Regions from separate parts of the Homo sapiens genome. Here all the other regions are linked to region 1. Evidence: chromatin loops called from intact Hi-C (ENCODE). Cell type or tissue: Calu3. All regions are shown on one strand. Each heading gives the region's core, and the rest is flanking DNA. Links, peaks and the distances in the headings are about the cores only.

The links. Hi-C counts contacts between places; a loop is a spot of excess contacts. Peaks named below come from ENCODE experiments on the same cell type or tissue, not always from the same donor. Only the 100,000 strongest peaks of a DNase experiment are listed, where the experiment ranks them.
Region 2: it touches region 1 in a loop (2.9-fold over the local background); 38 of 110 quality-filtered maps call a loop at or near these places.
Region 3: it touches region 1 in a loop (2.8-fold over the local background); 3 of 110 quality-filtered maps call a loop at or near these places.

The regions. Positions count from the first base shown.
Region 1 is chr16:72,921,400-72,927,480 of GRCh38, reverse strand. All of the region lies in intron 3 of ZFHX3 (zinc finger homeobox 3), which reads left to right. Among named protein-coding and RNA genes, the nearest start is that of ZFHX3, 120 kb to the left of the region's middle. In Calu3, for the core only: no CTCF peak of the experiment used is centred there; a DNase peak (open chromatin) is centred at 2,370.
Region 2 is chr16:73,054,849-73,060,929 of GRCh38, reverse strand. It overlaps a transcript of ZFHX3 not described here. Among named protein-coding and RNA genes, the nearest start is that of ZFHX3, 9.8 kb to the right of the region's middle. RefSeq lists silencers at 2,053-2,162, 2,243-2,332, 2,413-2,632, 2,913-3,312 and enhancers at 2,643-3,375, 5,215-5,727. In Calu3, for the core only: a CTCF peak has its summit at 3,251; DNase peaks (open chromatin) are centred at 2,064, 2,519, 3,219 and 4,907.
Region 3 is chr16:73,017,970-73,024,050 of GRCh38, reverse strand. All of the region lies in intron 1 of ZFHX3 (zinc finger homeobox 3), which reads left to right. Among named protein-coding and RNA genes, the nearest start is that of ZFHX3, 27 kb to the left of the region's middle. In Calu3, for the core only: no CTCF peak of the experiment used is centred there; DNase peaks (open chromatin) are centred at 3,490 and 4,390.

The sequences.
Region 1 (6,081 bases), core at 739-4,738:
GCACCTGGAGAAGAACTGACTTATTCCAGATTCCAAGGCAAATCAGGAGGCCAAGGGGGCACGGCCTGGAGCAGGTGTTGCCCTCAGAAGAACTTGGCCATCCCAGCGGGAGAATGAATCGGGAGGATTGTTAAGGAAAGACTCGATGGGTATTGAGAAATTGAGAGAGAAGGAAGACAAGGAGGAAGGATTACTGTGACACAGGGAGAAGACTCATTGGTGTGGGTCTAAACAAATTTAAATAAAAATTTTTTACTACTGTTTAAAAATGGAAATTATTTTATTTTAACCAATGTCTGACCAAGTGAAACTGACCAAGTGAAATTCTCTGACCAAGTGAAGAAGGAGTGGAGACCTGAAGGTTCTGAATGTTCAAATTCTAAAAGTGAAATTCCAGGGAAGAAATATGGAAATAGATTTTTAGAGGTAATTTCAAGTGAGAACAGCTGAGAAGCCCCTATGCTGGGACTCTCCTCCAGCTCATGGTTCCTAACACCCTGTTCTCTGTCTCCTGACCTCTTGATTGGAGACTTTCCTATAAATTTCGTAAACCTGGGGGAGCTGGCTTCTTGGTAATCCTTTGTGTGTAGGATGTCAGTGGTCTAGAGAGAACTAGCCATCTGGAGGTCTGATGGGCTGTGCCCAGAGGAGGTTGGCCAGGATAGACCCAGAGAACGGGCCAGGAGTAGAAACATTGGTCTCTGCTTTGTGTAGGAGAGGCAGGAGCATGTAATCGCCCCTCATCTGAATACAGCAACTGCTGGGCCTGCTGTCTGTGTTGGAATTTGGCTGATTTACAGAAATGTCATGGGATCTTTGATGCCCATGGGTGGTCGGGACCTATCTCCCACGTGCTGAGCAATTCTAGTTTCATGTGCGAATAATGCCCATATTAAAACAATTAGTATCCATACTCCGAAAAGGAAGAAGGAACCCCAATTCATGTTGATCAGAGACACTTCCAGCTCATTTGAGAAAGGACTGGTAACTTCCACAAGGGCCCGAATATGTTTTTCAAAGTGGATTCTGTAATTCATTTTTAAAGAGTTGTAATACACACAAGTGTTTGGAAAGTGGAGTCGCTGTAGCTCTTTCACCTCTTCCATGGATTTATCTGGCTTTTGTTACTTGGGAAGGGGAGCGAGTGGGCGGGCAGGATAGAGTGAGAGTGTGAGAGAGACAGAGACGCAAAAATACACATTGCTTAGGGGAACTGTTTAGTTGGTTACTATGGGCAATTATATTCTAGCATCTAGTTTGAGTTTAGCTATAAGGGCATATGCAAAATAAAATGATAAGACATTAGAATAATCATGACCCATAACAACATTATTCCTTGTTAAGTTTTTAAAGGTTTCAGTTGATAGATGTGTTTCCAAATTAAAAGAAACAGTGACTTCCAAGATAAAAAGGGAGGCCTGTGCTTTTTAAATAGATCACAGAATTTTGTTTGTAACGTGAAAATAGGTCTCAGTTACCTGCTTCCTCTCTATTGTAATAATTATAAGTTAACTCTTGGGAACATGCTTTCGTGCACAAATATAGGGCCCTTTCAAGAAACTGACATGTGTTATATAATGAGTAGTGGGGGACAGGGGAGTAGCAGTCTGTGCCTCTTTGCATTTTCCTCCTGTCTTCAAGAGGACGTAAAAGCTATGGTCACTGCCCACCCTTGGCTGGTGCCCGTTCCAGCCCCTCTGGGCAGTTTGGTCAGGGAAGGAGTAGGCCCGAAGGTGACACTTGGTTTCCCAGCCCTATAAATTAGACAAATTCTGGACTATTGTAGATGATTGTGCGGGTCCATTTGCTTTCATTCATTCCTTTTTCCTCATTGCTTCAAAGTGAAAGGCAACTCAAGATAAGGGAAAGACACGGGACGGGGTTAAGTGGACACAGGTATGGGCTGCCTGTTAGCAAACCTGGGAAATGTGACCATCAGGATCACCTGTCCTTGACCCCACAGCGTGCGTATGCAGCATTGCTGCGGTGGTTGGGGACCATTTAGCCTGACCTGTGACATGCCTGTACCTCCTGAAATTTCCTGGCATTCAGGGGCCTCTAGAATTCTCTTGCCCTTTCCAGAGTTAGGGACCTCAAGGTTCTTTGTGTTGAACTTTGTGTTTAAAAAGTATAAGCTAGCTCAGTGATGGAACCGTTGACAGGGTAAAAGCGCAGTTGACTCACTCTACAGCTGCATTGACGGTGGGCAAGGATTGGTAGGAAGGAAGAAGTGGGCCAGCTTCTGGGAAGTGGGGGAAGAGTGGGCAGCCTCACGACCGATTTCGATAGCACAGCAATGGCTTTGTGTTAACTCCACATTCCAGCTTGCTCCAGCCCCACAGGTTATTTGCACAGCACACAAAGCACAGATTGTACAATGTATCCAGGTATCACTGGCATTGGCAGTTGACCGCAAATATGAATGGGACCTGTGTGTCCCCGTTGTAAGGCCTTCCCAAACCACCCCCGTGACTGCCTGGACAGAGTTCAGACTTGCCAGCTGGGGCGCCGGAGTAAGACCCATCTGCCTTCTCCGTTTTTGGGTCTATAGGTGCGTTTCTGTAAAGGGTAGGAGGAAATGGGACTGAAGTCCCATAGGACAGAAGTGCCCAGAGGAAGAAAACCCAGGAGGTTAGTTTAATAAGAAGAGAAAAAAGGAAGTTAAAGGGAGGCGGGGGCTAAACGAGAGTGAACGAGAAGGGTTTCTGACAATTAACTAATTCTCCTTGCTCTAACCCATGACAGAATTAATCACACATTAACACACTGACAGCAGAATTGATGTCATATGCAAATTAATAGTTCAGGCTTGGCATTCAACAGCCTGTTGGCTTCTTAGGGCTGGTGTCGTAGTTCTGCGCACCCAGCCGCGGCCTCTCTGTGGGCCTGGTACCATCTCACCCTCATTCGGCCTGAGAATATCCAGGGTGACTTTGTCATGGAAGCAGCATCTCATCCCATCTGCTGGCTTGAAACAACTTATGTCAAAACCCATAACCAGTTCCTTCCATGTTGTTTTCACTGTGGACACAAAGGCAGGTGTATAACAGGAGCCTGGGTTGAGGAACCCTTGGGCTGTAGTACTTTCTTACCTCCTCTTGTAGTTTTACAGTCAGTGACCGTCCTTGTAGGAAATCAGAGGCTGTTTTCTTGAACTATTCCTAGGAAGGGCCTGCGGTGTTGCCCCAGAGCTGCCCTGTTTAACAGAGGGAGCTGGGTTGCAGGGAACAAGGAGGGATAGCAGTATAGCGTCATCAAATCTAAAGTCGTTTAAGTTTTAGTTACATAATACAAAGTGAATTGTTTTATGTGGCTTCAAAGAGGTCTAACCTATTGCAACCAACTCTGAAAGACAAAATGTGAGCCTCTCCTTGATGTTAATAAATAAATAACAAGAAGAAAGAACAGTGTGTTTTATAGCATTTTGACTGCTGAACTTGAGTGCCTGGGGCAAGTGCTAGCTAGCCCGTTACAGCCGACGGCTAACCCACTTGTGAATTCGCCATCTGTGATAATTATTATTTTGACATGTAATGAGTAATCGTGTTGTGAACCAGGCATTGTACACAACTTAAAGACGTGGACCTGCCCAGTAGCCGCGTCTTGAACGTGGTAGGACGAGGCAATTCAAAGTAGGATGAAAACAGTCAACTGTGTATGTTGATCGGGAATGAGTATTGGCATTTTCTTAGTGGTGCTGATTTCCTTAGCTTTTTCATTAGCTCCCACTTCATCTACTTCATCTACTACCAAGGAGAGAGACTTGAGATTGATGAGGTCATGACAGAGATCTGGGAAGCGATGTTGTAGGCTGTGGAATGGTCTTAATTCCTGGGTGCTCCTGGTGGTGTCTGTATATGACATGTATAAAACAGGCTCAGAGACGCATCAACTATATCAGTGCCATGGAAATTAGGTCTCTGGGAAATCATTAACCTGAAATTTTGATTTTATAAATAATGTGAGGTGTTTGCCTCTATCAAGGATACAAGGCATATATATTCATAGCGTCTTTTTTTTTTTTTTTTTTCTGGTCTGAGACAGGTCTCACTCTGTCGCCCAGGCTGGAGTGCAGTGGTGTGATCACAGCTCACTGCAGCCTCTGCCTCCTAGGCTCTACAGATCCTCCCACCTCTGCCTCCCGAGTAGCTGGAACTATAGGCATGCACCACCCCGCCCAGCTAACTTTTTGTATCATTTGTAGAGATGGGCTTTCGCCATGTTGCCCAGGCTGGTGTTAAACTCCTGGGCTCGAGCGATCGATCCTCCCACCTTGGTCTCCCAAAGTGCTAGGATTACAGGCATGAGCCAACGCACCCAGCCCTATGTTCATATCTTCTATTCTTGTTGTAGACAGATAGATGCCAGCTTCTATTTATGTACACAACATATACATAGATACACATATACCTAAAAATATACACATATACTCTGATGTGTGTGTATGTGTGGATATACTTGCTGTAATTTTCATGTATAGTATAGTGCCTTAGATACTAATCATTTCGTCGAGTCCTTCTAGCAGCTTTACCATATATGGACTTAGTGCTCTAATCTGAGGAGCCTGGTATGGACAGAGCAGGAAGCAGGCTGGGGAGAGTCTGCTCTGTCCCCAGCCCTGACAGGTATCAGCCTCAGACCCTGTAACGTCAGCTGTAAAGTGAAGGTGTTTGCCTCCCAGAGTTTTTAGGATTAGATATCCTAAAATAGAATATCCTGTTCTAAAAACTGTACAGCATGTAACAATCTGAAACAAATGTTTTATGATTCATTTTTGATCACACAAGGCAATTTCAAAGGAAGAAAGCCAGGTACGAAGAGAGCGCTGGGAGTGACGGTCGTTCCATAAGGCTGTAGGTAGGTTTGGCCACACTCAGGTTCGTGTGGTACTGGCTGTCACCATGGTCCCTGGGTTGAGGGTGACAAGCAGGTGGATTTCTTTCTGTGACGCTAAAGCCATCCTTGATGGTGGCCCTTTCTGTCTGTGCTAGAGGTAAGGATTTGTCCTCTTCATTGCCACACCTCCCTCTTGACACTGGCATAATGGGTGGAATAGGATGAGATGAACTTCAGCTGATAGAGAACTAACAAGTGACAGAGGCCAAAGGGAAGGTTGTTTGTCTGGGACAGGGGGGCCTCACCGTCCTAATGCGGGGATGGTTAGGAGAGGATGGAGGGTTAAAGCTCCTTCAGCTGAGTGCAGAACCAAACCAGAGGGGCGAGTTGCAGTAACTGCAAGGAGGAATTGGGTGCAAAGAGAGGAGTAAAGATAGGGTAGTCTGGGTGTCACCCCCTGTGATTAAAGTTCTCCGCAAGAACCCAGGAGTGGGATTTCTGGTTCTGGTGCCCCTGCAGTGTGGAAATGCGAAGGTCTGCTGTTTCGGTGACTCAGTGGCAGAGTGTGGGCTTCACGGCGTGCCTACCGTGCTGCAGGGCTGAGAAGGAAGTGAGACCCCCTCCATGGCTGGTGCCCCCAGATGTTTCTCCAAGGAGTTTGGTGTGGGAGCTGTCTGGCAGGGGCCCCTGGTGCCTCCGCACCCGGCTGGGAGGCAGGCCTGCTTTCGTTTTGCATCTGTGCGTGTGGCCATTTTCATTTTTCCCTGGACAGCCTTGCCTGGGGTACTGCCTGCTGCCGGTGAGGGTTGCTAGGAAACCGGCCAAGGCCTGTCTCCTCCTGGCTCAGGACAAGGCCCCCGCCAGCTTCCTGGGGCCTGAAACCAGCATGCAGCACGCTGGGCGCCGAGCCAGGCACTGCCCCCTTTTCTCTCTGCCCCGTCCTTTCTCTCCAGACTCCTCGATCCCCTTCTGTACATGCAGTGATCATTTGCTGCACGAAGCATTGGGGGAAGGCGAGGCCACGCCAACTGTCTCCATCATGCTTCTCACCGTACTGTTAAGGTGCTTTCATCAGAGAATAAGAATAGCCCCAAAGCCAAATGAAAGTGAGATTCCCTCTGATTGTTTTCTGGAGTCTTTCTTGGCTAGCACCCAAGCATCCCAAATCCCCGTTCAGTCCTCTGCCCTTTTGCATTGCGCCGTCTTCCCACTTAGCCCTATGTATCTCCTTCATGCTGAGCGATA
Region 2 (6,081 bases), core at 1,044-5,043, 130 kb before region 1:
TTGACTAAGAAGCTGCATGTTCTTAAGAGCATTGGAAAATCTCTCAAAATGAAGAATTACTTTCTAATCAAACAGATTTCCTGATTAATTCCCAAATTCCTTCTAAAATAAATAATCTGGTAGGCTAGGGCAACATTTTTTCCCAAGAAAAATAAGTTTTAGCAAGCTATCTGGTGTTACAGGGTTTACTAATAATGCCTTCAAAAACATAAATGTTGTTTTTACATTTGCAGATTACTTAAAGTGCTGATTGCATTTTATTTTATTCCAGACATTGTAATTTCAATGGTATTAGTTCATATTTAGAACTTACATAAATACAACTTGTCATTTTTAAAAAATCTATTGCAGTAGCAGTGACGCTGAGGCTAGGATTTGAAAGGGGGGGGAAGAGACAGAGAAGAGGGGGGAGAGAGAGAGAGAGAGACAGACAGACACTGACTCTTGTTCTTCCTGCGTTTGTTTGCTTGCTTTTTGGAGGTACCGTGCACCAGCCTAAGTGATGGCTTTGATGTACTGGGAATCGGTACAGTAGTAGGGTCCCTCGCTGCTGTCTTTGATTCCAGGGATCTCCTTTGGGCTCTAGTGGGATGTACCGCTCCTAGTCTTTATCTGAAATCCATCCTCTCATTTCAAGCCCTTTGGCTTCGTGACTGTGCTCCAAACTCTTGGAGGTAGCTGTAAGGCTTTTTTTTTTTTTTTTTTTGGCATTAGGGAAGGGGTATGTAATTTCCCCTTTCTACACCCTAGGCCTTTCCTCTATATTTAAATATATTGGCTTTCTCTCTTATGAATTCAGTCTGAAATTATTTTTCACTGCCTTTATTACATCCCTGCTTTTGATGGCAAAATAGCTTCCTGTGTTTTGAAAACATCTGCTTTCCAGGTTTCACACGAGAAAATTGATTTTACTTTTCTCTTAAGTCCAGAAAGGTAGAAAGTTGGACTTGTTTCCAAGTGCAACTTTTCCTTTTCTTGTCTTTCCTGAAGTTATCCCCTTTCAGTTCTGATTCACTTTCTCCCTTTTATTTCTTCTAATCACCCCTCCTCTCTTCCTCTCTCCTTCTAAAGAACCAGAGAAGACCGATTGCGTCTTATTTCAGAACACAAAATTAACATATATTTTTTGTCTAGTCTATGGTATGTGTTAAAGTTTTCTCCATATTTTCTTCATTCGTCCTCTGATTTGGGGGGAGGTAATTTTCCTTCAGTTAAAAAATCTCAGATTTGCAATTTAAAGTGGTCTCTATTCGAAGTCTCTGCTCTTTCACTTAAACCTTTACTCTAAGCTGTCCCCCTCCACTAATGCCCCCATTCTTTGGAGATGCTCTTTTCCTAGTTAATTTAAACATTGCTGCGTTTGCTTAGAGAGAGAGAGAGAGAGAGAGAGAGAGAGAGAGAGAGAAAGGGGAAAATAATAAGAAAGAAAAGAGAAGGGGGGGAAGAAGAAAGGAAAAAAAAAATCTTAAAAAGATTCTTAGCCAGGTTCCTATTGTTGCTCCTATGCATTCCACTTCTCGGTGTGTGTGTGCGTGTGTGTGTGTGTGTGTGTGTGTGCGCGCGCTCGTGTGTGTGTCGTGTGTGTGTGTGTGTGTGTTTTTAATACATGCATAAACTTTTGGAGCCTCTCTCCCTCTTCTAGGCTCTTCTCCCATCCTCTCTTCCTGCTCTCCTTGCCCTGCTCATCACTTTCCCCTGTTTTTTTTTTTTTTTCCTCCCTTCCTCCCCTCTGCCTCCCTCCACCTCCCCCTTTTCTTTTTTGCTGAATCTTATTGATCCAGAAGGTGGCTAATTAGCCCTTCCCGTCGTGCCTGGGTAATGAAGCACATGCGCACTGAATTAATCACAGCCATTTTTTGCAGGAAACTAATTAGCAGAATAAAGATCCAAAGACTTTTTTTTCTTTTCACTCATCAGCTCCCACTTCCAGCGCGTCCCCTCCGACCGCTGCAGCCGCCACCGCCGCCGCCTCCTCCTCCTCCTCCTCCCGGCCGCAGCCGCCGCCGCCGCCTGCTTTGCATCCCAATTACAGCCTAGAGCCGCTGCCGCCGCCGCCGCCGCTTCTCTTCCGTGGCCCCTGCCCGCTCCGGGGGCTGTAAACTCCCCGCCAACCATGCTGCTCGGCGGCAGCGGCGGCGGCGGCTCCGGCTCCCCGGCTGCGGCCGCCTCCCGCCCCGGGCTCCGCCGAGCGCGCTCCAGCTCCGCCGCCGCCGCCGCCGCCGCCGCCGCCGCCAGCAGCGCGTCCTCCGCCGCCGCCGACCCCCGCCAGCCGCCGCTGCTGCCTTGATGGGCTCCGCGGCCCGAGCGCCTCTTTTCGGGATTAAAAGCGCCGCCAGCTCCCGCCGCCGCCGCCGTCGCCAGCAGCGCCGCTGCAGCCGCCGCCGCCGGAGAAGCAACCGCGTAAGTGGCAACTTTTCCCTCTTTTTTTTTTCCCGCCGCCGCCGCCGCCTGCTCCTCCTCCTCCTCCCGCCGCCACCGCCCGGACGCGGGGCTCCTCGGGGCGCCCGGGCTGCTTTGCATGGGGCTCGTCCTGCCCCCTCCCGGCTCTCGCGCCCGGCCGCCGCCGCCCGCGCTCCCCGCGCCCGCGCCCTGCTCGCTCGCTGCGTCCCGCTCGCCTTCCCCCTACGCCAAACTTTCTCTTTCTCTTCTTCTTCCTCCTCCTCCCGCCGCTGCCGCCGCCGCCGCCGCCGAGCCCGGGCCGCCCCCTCCTCCCCGGCCCCGCGCCGCCGCCGCCGGCCGCCGGCGACCCCCGGGAGGGTGGAGGCGCCCGGGGCGAGGCCCGCGCGGCGAGTTTGGAGGCGCCGCCAGGCAGGGCCGGCCGGGGCGCGGGCCGAGGGCGGGAGGGCGGCCGGGGTACCAGCTCGGAGACAAAGGCGGCGGCCGGCGGTGGGGGGAGTATGGGGGGGTCCGCGGTGCCGAGTGCCCCCGCCCCCGCCGCTCCCGGCCCCCAACTTTGCCCCACCCCGAGAGGCGCCGGGGCCCCGGGCTGAGCAGCCGCGCGGGGCGCGCACCCGGCCCGGAGCAGTCGCCGCGGTCGCAGCCACTGCTGCTGCCGCGGCCGCCACCGCTGGCCGGGCGAGCGCCTTCCGCGCTGGGGCTCGACTTGCCGGCGACGCGGGAGCCCGTTCGGAGCCACGGGGTCCCGGAGGGGGCGAGGCGGCCGCGCGATCCTCTACCTGTGCGCTCTCCGCCCTGCCCCACTGGCAGCGCCGCGAGCGCCCAGAGGGGACTCTGCCCTGGACACTAGGGGCTCCCGGGGGCTCGGGGCTGCGCCGCTGGCCAGGGCCAGACCTCGCCCGGCCGGCCTTCTTCCGCCAGCTGAGCTCAGAGACATCCGAGGATGCCTTTTTTCTTTTTCTTTTCTTTCTTCTTCTTCTTCTTTTTTTTTTTTTTTGCTCTCGCGAATCTGGGATTGTTTACGTTGGGTTCCCCACTCTCACCCCTCGCCCGGCTCCACTCGATGCAAAAACCGTGTTCCTGAATTTTACATTATGCATTTTAATGTCCGTCTTTTTGCATATCTATTGGAGAGTAGATCTAAGTGTATTTCATGCAGTGTATATAATTAAGTTGTGTATGGACTCAGTACTCGGAGGGTTCTTGTATAACTATTGAATTAAAATATGTATATATCACTTTGCGAGTGAAGCTGTTGCTCAGAATCTGACTTTTGTTCAATGTTGTGCTATTCTTTGGACTGTGGCAAATTCTTTGATTACAAGCGCTTTCAAAAGGCACCCAGTCTTAACTTTTCCCCCTTGTTGCTTTCAAGTAGGGTAAATATGACAATTTTTATTGGTCTCAATTATTGAAACTTGATCTAAGCACTGTATGGACGGAGCATGCTGATTGCCTTTTTCTGGCCTCCAGTTCTAGTGACTTTTAAAAGGCAGTTTGTTAAGTACCTTTGAAGAATATGACAGACGGTGATCGCTTGGCTGTAATGCAAATTACAGAACATAAATTCACTTTGGAATTTAAAAAAGACTCGAGCCCTTTCAGTGGGGACAATTGAGGATTTATTATGTTTTTTAAAAAATTACTTTTTTTCCTCCCTACTTTGGGAGAATAGCTAGTTGCAGACCAACTTATTTGGAGGTCCTCCGAAAGAGGCTTGGGCAGTGGGCGAGGGGAGAAGATTGATCACAATCTGCATAATCAATAGGGCAGCGTGCTGCAATCGTGTACCTACATTTACTGTAAATTTCTACAATATCTGCAGCGTGGGTGCTCCAGCGCCTTGCTTGGCTTCTTAGAGAGGATTTAGAGGGAGAACAACCAGAATTTACTGCCCTGCCCTCCGGAACAATATAGGGAAGTCCACTCCATAGTAGCTCATTCTAAAACTCCATTTTGCTGAAGTTGTTTTTTTTTCCAAATCTGTTTACATGTGGGGGTTTCAGGAGCTGAACCCCCAAAGTGTAGACATCCTGTGGGTTGAGGGGAGTGGGGGGTATTCAGGAGACCTAGGGGTTGGGAGTTTGCTTCTTGAATGGGCACTTGGGGGGCCCTCTTCTTATCTTACAATGTTAGGTTTGTTGTTTTTTTTTTAACTAGTGCAGGTATATTAGAGATAGGAAAATAAAAGAGAATATACTAGAGATTGACGCAGTGTCAAAAGTATGAGTTGCTGTGTGTGTATGAGAAGAGAGATAGAATACAGACACAGTCAGTCTTGAAAGCTTGGTGGTAGGTGAATCCATATTTGGAGATGATTTTGAAATAGTCTAGCAAATGGTGTACGAAGAGGATTTCGTAAAAAGTGTACACGGAGTCAGTTTTGAAAAGACTGCGGTTTGGGAAGATGAGGTGTGGGCAGGAAAACCTACTCTAGGCCAGCAGCCTTCCTCTGTCTGTGTGTCTCCCTTCCCCCTCCTCGGGTTTTAGTTTTTAATTACTTAATGCTGAAACGCACAGGGCTTATATAAATATTTGCAAATGCTCTTTCCTATTGATTTCTCTGAATAAACTGCCCTGCTCCGGTCCAGAGAGGAGGCGATTCAGATCTGTGGACTTTTTAAACATACAAAGTCTCTGGAGGAGTGGTGTTCTCTGCGTGTGTGTGTGTGTGTGTGTGTGTGTAGAGTTGTAGGTATGAGGATTTGGGGGGCCCGCAAAGAGAGTTCAGGCTCTCAGTGGTGTGGGCCAAGAAAACTGGGGTGGAGCTGGTCCCATGGCCTGGCAGTCCTGACGTGTGTGTGTGTGTATGTGTGTGTGTGTGTGTGTGTGTGCGCGCGCGCGCGCGCGCGCGTACGTCTGCACCGTGTGGGTGTCTTCACTGGGGGAGTCTGGATGCATATGCACTTACTTCCCCCACCCCTATTAAATATGGAGCAGCTTTTCAGGACTCTGTGACTGCCTTCTCCTCAGGGTCACATTGAGTTTGAATCTGACCCAAGGTGCAGGAATCCTGCAATGGGGAAATAAAAGAATATACAGAACGGGGTCAGGTCAGCTGCTCAGAGGCCAAAACCCCTACAGCTGCTTTGATTTTATTTTTTGGTGTATATTTTAGGCTCCTCCTGCCATTGTACAAATTGTGCCTCCCCCTTTCAGGTGTTTGGTCTGTGGTTTAAAGGCACCAGAGCCTATGCCTGCATAGACATAGGCTCCCAGCAACAACAGAAAACCCACAATACCGAATCCAAAACAAAACCCGGGAGGAGGGGGAGAAAAAAACCCTATTGAGTTCAGGCAAATAAGGTTGGGTCTCTAGATCCGGTTACAAAGCAGCTTTGAATATGCAAGACAGTGCACAAGACCAGTTATTCCAGTTACAACAAACTATTAAAAAAAAAAAGAGAGAGAAAAGAAAAGGCATGTTTAGGTCGTAATTTGTTAGTACAAGGAAAAGAATCCCACATAAAGCTGCCTTTTTTTTTTTTCTCTCCCTTTGCTGGCTTCACACAGAATTCACTCACCCCTTTCCAATTCGTCTGCTGTATAGGTTCTTTTATTAAAATCTTTTGGGTTTAGGAAGATGGCTGCAAGCAACACATTTTCTGTATTTTTTTCCCCTTTATCTTAGAGAGAGAGAGTTGGCAGGGGTTCTGTGGTTTGCAGTTACACAATATGTTATCA
Region 3 (6,081 bases), core at 1,044-5,043, 96 kb before region 1:
CGCCACTGGCATGTGCATGTTGTTTAATGGTAATACTGCACGTGCCTTGTTTCCAGGACGTCCTTCTCTGGGAAGACAGAGCGCTCAAAAGAAGCCCTTCTACCCAGTCTACAGATAGGGTGGGAGGAGCTGGTGTCCTCCCCGTAAGCCTGTCCTGAAACGGAAGTGTCCCTCGGAGCTCCCTTGCATTTTGTTGCCGTGGATGGAGCCACGTGGCCTTTGGGCTGACGTCGTGGTGTGTGTGGTCGTTGCAGCCTTTCTCTTCGTTACTCTAGGCTCAAGGATTGGCGTGGGTGGTGGCAAGATGACATGAAGCCTTTGAGGTTATGGATTTGAGCTCTGATTCCAGCCGTCTTCAAAATACTCACTTTAAGCCTTTTCTAAGCGCTGGTTTTCTGCAAAGCAGAGGGTCCTACCTGAAGGATGCATTAGGGGTCTTCCGGCTCCTAGGTGTGTGACCTGCGTAAGCACAGTGCTGCCTGTAGCGCATCGTGGGAGGGAGCCGGGGGCATTGGCTGTTGCTTTGGCCCTCGTGGCTTATGATTACAGTGTGCACACTTGTCTTGCTGTGCTTATCTTATTCACCTTAAGAGTTTCTGGGATCCAGCCTTTCCTCCCTCCGCCCCTTACCCTCACAGGCCTGCTCCAGGCCCCTTGTGTCTAGATGACAGCAGGCTCCTAAGGGGGGTTTCCCTCCAGCCCCTTCCACCTCCAGGCAGTCTCTGTGCGGAGGTTGCACAGTCTTAGCTTGTAGGCAAAACCTAGCCTGTAGATGTGTTTTGTTCAGCAAATACTATATTTTATTTTATTTATTTATTTATTCTTGAGACAGAGTCTTGCTCTGTCGCCAGGCTGGAGTGCAGCAGTGCGATCTCAGCTCACTGCAGCCTCTGCCTCCGAGGTTCAAGCGATTCTCCTGCCTGAGGCTCCTGAGTAGCTGGAATCATAGGCATGGGCCACCACGCCAGGCTAATTTTTTATTTTTAGTAGAGATGGGGTTTTGCCATGTTGGCCAGGTTGGCCTCGAACTCCTGACCTCAAGTGATCTGCCCGCCTCGGCCTTCCAGAGTGCTGGGATTACAGGCGTGAGACACTGCACCTGGCCACATACTATGTTTTAAACATGGGCACATTTCACAGAAAAATCAGTATTAAAACCTTCTCTTGAAAAAAAAAATCGGGGGATTTGGCCATTTTGGGTCTTCAGGGCAAAACCTGGCTAGAACAGGGTGGTGACTGCCCCTTGTGGAAGGAACATCTACTTTTTAGGTTGCCAGAGCTCACTGTTGCTTACCAGCTCTTACCCTACCACGTCCTGTTTCCCAGCCAACTTCGCTCATTTGTGTTACCTGCTTGGCCCTGTGCTGTCTGGGATCGTGGCATGTGGGCCGTCATTGGACTGAAACTCAGTTTCAGCGGTTCTCCGTAGGGGGTGATTTTGCTTCCTCCCCCCAAGATTTGGCAGTCTGGAGACATTCTTGGTTGTCACACTTTGGGGAGAGGATGCTACTGGCATCCAGTGTAGAGGCCAGGGATGCTCCTAAACATCCTGCGATGCCCAGGACAGCCACCCTCATCCCCAACGAAGAATGACACAGCCTGAATATCAGTGGTGCTGCCCTCAAACTCCCGGCTCCGTATTCTTCTTGTTCTGCTGACCAGGGGCCTGCAGTGGCTCCTCTCCCTCCTGCCTTTCACCATCTGCCTGCCTGGCTTGCAGGCCTGACTCAGGGAGACGGGCTTCTCCCAGCCTGGCTTTCTCAGCGAGAGCTTCCAGCCTTGGGGCTTCCCTGGGCTGCCCTTGACCTTTTGTTTGAGAGTCCCATGTGTGCCAGACACTGTTGTTGGTGCCGGTGATACTCCAATGGGGGCAAAAAAAGAGAGAAATGCTTGTCTGCTTGGAGCTTATACTACCTCATCTCCCTCACTGGACATCATTACTAAGTGCATTATAGTATTTTGGATGATGTTAAATGCTGTGGAGAGGAGGCGGGACGAGGGCAGGGGGTGAGCAGTAGTTGGCAGGTTCGGTGGACACAGTGAAGAAAGGCTTTCGGAGAAGGTGACATTTGAGTAAAGACTCATTCCTTAGCTTGGAGCTGTGTCACTCCAGCCTCTGCCTCCCGTCTACACGTGGCTGTCTTCCTTGTGTGCATTTCTGTGTGTTCCCTCCTCTTCTAAGGGTACCAGTCATTGATTTTTTTTTTTTTTTTTTTTTTTGAGATGGAGTCTCGCTTTGTCACCCAGGCTGGAGTGCAGTGGCATGATCTTGGCTCACTGCAACCTCCACCTCCCAGGTTCAAGTGATTCTCCTGCCTCAGCCTCCTGAGTAGCCGGGATTATAGGTGCCCGCCACCACACCTGGCTAATTTTTGTATTTTTAGTAGAGACAGGGTTTCACTATGTTGGCCAGGCTGGTCTCAAACTCCTGACCTCAGGTGATCTACCCACCTCAGCCTCCCAAAGTGATGGTATTATAGGTGTGAGCCACCACACCTGGCTCAGTCATTGATTTAAGGCCTACCCCGATCTAGTCTGAGCTCAATTTAGTTATAAATTACTTCAAAGACTCTATTTCCAAATAAGGCCATGTTCTGAGGTTCTTGGTAGACATGAGTTCTAGGAGGGATGCTATTCGATCTGCTCCAGGTGCTTATCCTCTGGATAGATTTTGAAGGGAGATATGGGACAAGACAGGACATAGAGTCAAGGGTGACTGCAAGATTTTTAACTTGAGTGACTGGAAGGACTGTATCCCTGTGGCCTTGGCTGGGCTGGCCAGCTCAGCAGGCCCTCGTCCCAGAACCTCGAGCCCCGTTTCCTCGATTGTCTTTCCTCGCTGCTCTAAACCCCTTCAGTCTTTCCTTTTATTGAGCCACTATATGTCTACTTAGCATCACAATTAGGCCTCTGAGTTAGCTGCTCAAATCTTTAATTATGAGTAAAAGGGTAAGGTGCCAAGTCTGTCTGAGGACATCGGGAAAATAATTTAAGGAGCTTCATTTTTCAAAGTCCTTGGGCCTATACCCTTTCAACTAATCCTTGCAGGTGCTCTATACGGTATGCAGAGTGGGGACACATCTCATTTTGTAGATGAGAAAAGCTCAGAGACTAAATGGCTTTGGGGGATCATCGAGCAGTTGGTTCAGATCTGCATTTGAACCCCTATGGAAGAGTATTGGGGGGGCGGGATGAAGTGGATTATATAGGAAGACATCCTGCTGCATAACGTTTTACTCAGTTCAGCCAGATTTGAATAGGATAAGACAGAAAAGGTCCAACAACCATGCCCGTGCCTCCCTGACTTTACCCTTAAACCAGTAAATATTTAAATGGAGAATTTCAGGAAGACCAGGGGCATTGAAGAATCGTTGAGTCAAACTCAACATTGGAGGTCTGAACTGATCAGTTCCACTTGATTTCAGTTTCGATGACTATTGCTGAGTCATGGTCGACAAGCACTGCCAAAGTCAACACCACGGGCCTGGCCGGGGCAGCTGGCTACACAGTGGTTTGTCCCATGGGTCCCGCGTTGCCCGTTTTCTGTGTATTTCAGAAGCTGTCCCATATGGTGAGGCCATTCTTGGCCCTTACACTCTGTGTGGGGGATGTTTTTCTTTCGGAATCTAAGACAGAGAGCTTTTGTTGGGAAATTTCTTGTGAGAAATCAGAAGTATGTCTTTACTTTTTGATAGTGTGATAGCAACATCACCCCTCTTCGTGGTTTCCTTGGGCAGTTTGCTATTTGATCTGATCAGAAATTTGCTCATGATCCTAAGGGAGTGTTCTGCCAATGTAAAGTTTGCGTATGTGATTCATTAAATGTATTTTTAAAAAATTAAAATCAGGCCTCCCGGTGCCTCTGTAGAGTAATTGATGCAGGGCTCTTGCTGGTGCCTCTTGTCCTGGTGACAGTGGCCTTTCCCACAGTCATGGTGCTTCCTTTTTCTTGCATAGTCAGCTCTCAAACCAAGAATGTGAAGGATCTGTGTGAGATGTTGCAGGGTACAGTGGATTTTGTCTTTCAGCGATGATAACGAATGGTGATAGTTCCCATGGAATGTCTCCATGGTGCTTGCAGGAGGTTAAAGGGCTCAGTACGGGACCCAGACAGAGTTGGAACAGACATTTTTTAAAAACGTGTTTATGCCCAGCCAGGAATGCCAGCCCGCTCTCTCATTTTTCTTACCAGTGGGCTAAACAAATAAACAGTTCCAGTTGTGGGCAGATGGATGAGGAGATCTTGAAGAAGCCATAGAGAAAGGGAAGGGGGCGGGTGAGCCCTGATTGCTCTACGTGGGATGAGGGGTGAGAGAGCGGAGAAGGCTCTCTAGGAACGGGCTCAGGGTTTGGACTGAGACGTTGCTTCCTGCGCGTCGTGATGACTCACAATCTCCAGGTTCATGCCCTTTAGAGCAGACAGTCTGTGCATCTCAGGGTGAAGGTGGGGATAGCAGAGCGGGGTCACCCAGTAGCCAGGGCAGGTTTGGGGAGGCAAAGTGCTGTTCCCTCGATGCTGCAGTGTGGCTGGGAGGGCTGCAGGGGTCCAGGCAGGGGTTTCCGGTGGGCACCTTGGTAAGGAAGTGTATGTGTGTTCACACTTGGTGGAAGGGTTGTGGTGGCCTGTAAACCAGGCAGCCCATGTGCACTCAGGTGCGCGTGCAGACACGCACACGCACACGCACACACACACACACACACACACACGCACAGACACACACACGCACACGCTGGTGGAGGATTCAGAGGCCCTTCTGGGGCTTGGCGTCATGTCCTGAGAGCCACCTTCCTGAGACTATAAAGTGGGAGTGAGGCTCACGTCCACTGGCAGCTGGCAGTTTCAACAGCATCAGGCCACTTTCTGAAACGAACTGGCCACTCGGTCCTTGCCTCGTAGTGATAGCTTTTGAAAGTCACAAGTGGCTTTAATCCCAACTCTTTTGACTTGAGCCAGGATGAAAAGGTGCCGGATGTTTTGCTGTTTTATTCTTTCATCCAGTGACAGCCTTGAGGATTCTGGGAATGATGCATCGAGGGATGTGACAATGAGTGTGTGATACAGCGGAGCTCTGGGCCTCTGAGGTGTGTGTCCTTAGAAGCGAGGTCAGAGTCTTAGCGGAACCGGAAGCTTGAGCCCCAACACTAGGGTGCAAGCAGAGCTGGGTAGTGAGTTCTTTCTGGGTTGGTTAGGAGGGAGGGTAACCTTTGAATGAGAAGAGCTGTAGCTTTCAGAATAAAATCACAGTGGCAAGCATTGAGGAAACTGACAGCCAGTTTTAGCATTTAGACTATACAGAGGCTAGCTTCAGTCCTTCAGGGAGACAGTTCAGATTCTCAGAGTGAAGAGAGTATGATAACACACAGCCAAGCCTGGGGTGAATCCCCACAAAATGCCAATTAAAGAAAATTCTTGCCATTTATTATTTAGAGTTATTTTATTTTATTTTATTTTTGAGATGGAGTCTCACTCTGTCGCCAGGCTGGAGTGCAGTGGTGTGATTTTGGCTCACTGCAGTCTCTGCCTCCTGGGTTCAAGCGATCCTCCTGCCTCAGCCTCCCAAGTAGCTGGGACTACAGGCTAATGCCCAGGTAATTTTTTGTGGTTTTAGTAGAGACGGGGTTTCACCATGTTGGCCAGGATGGTCTCGATCTCTTGACCTCATGATCTACCCCGTTCAGCCTCCCAAAGTGTTGGGATGACAGGCGTGAGCCACCACACCCGGCCTTAGAGTTAATTTATTTTATAAGATCAAAACCATGGCCAGGCGTGTATGCTCACGCCTGTCATCCCAGCACTTTGGGAGGCCAAGGCAGGAGGATTGCTTGAGCCCAGGAGTTCGAGACCAGCCTGGGCAACATAGTGAGACCCTGTCTCTATAAAAAAAAAATCAAGCAAAATTAGCCGGGTGTGATGGCGCATGCCTGTAGTCCCAGCTACTCAAGAGGCTAAGGCGGGAGGATTGCTTGAGCCTGGGAAATTGAGGCTGCAGTGAGCCATGATCGTGCCACTGGACTCCAGCCTGGGTGACAGAGCAAGACCCTGTCTCAAAAAAAAAAAAAAGATAAAAACTGAGAAAACAT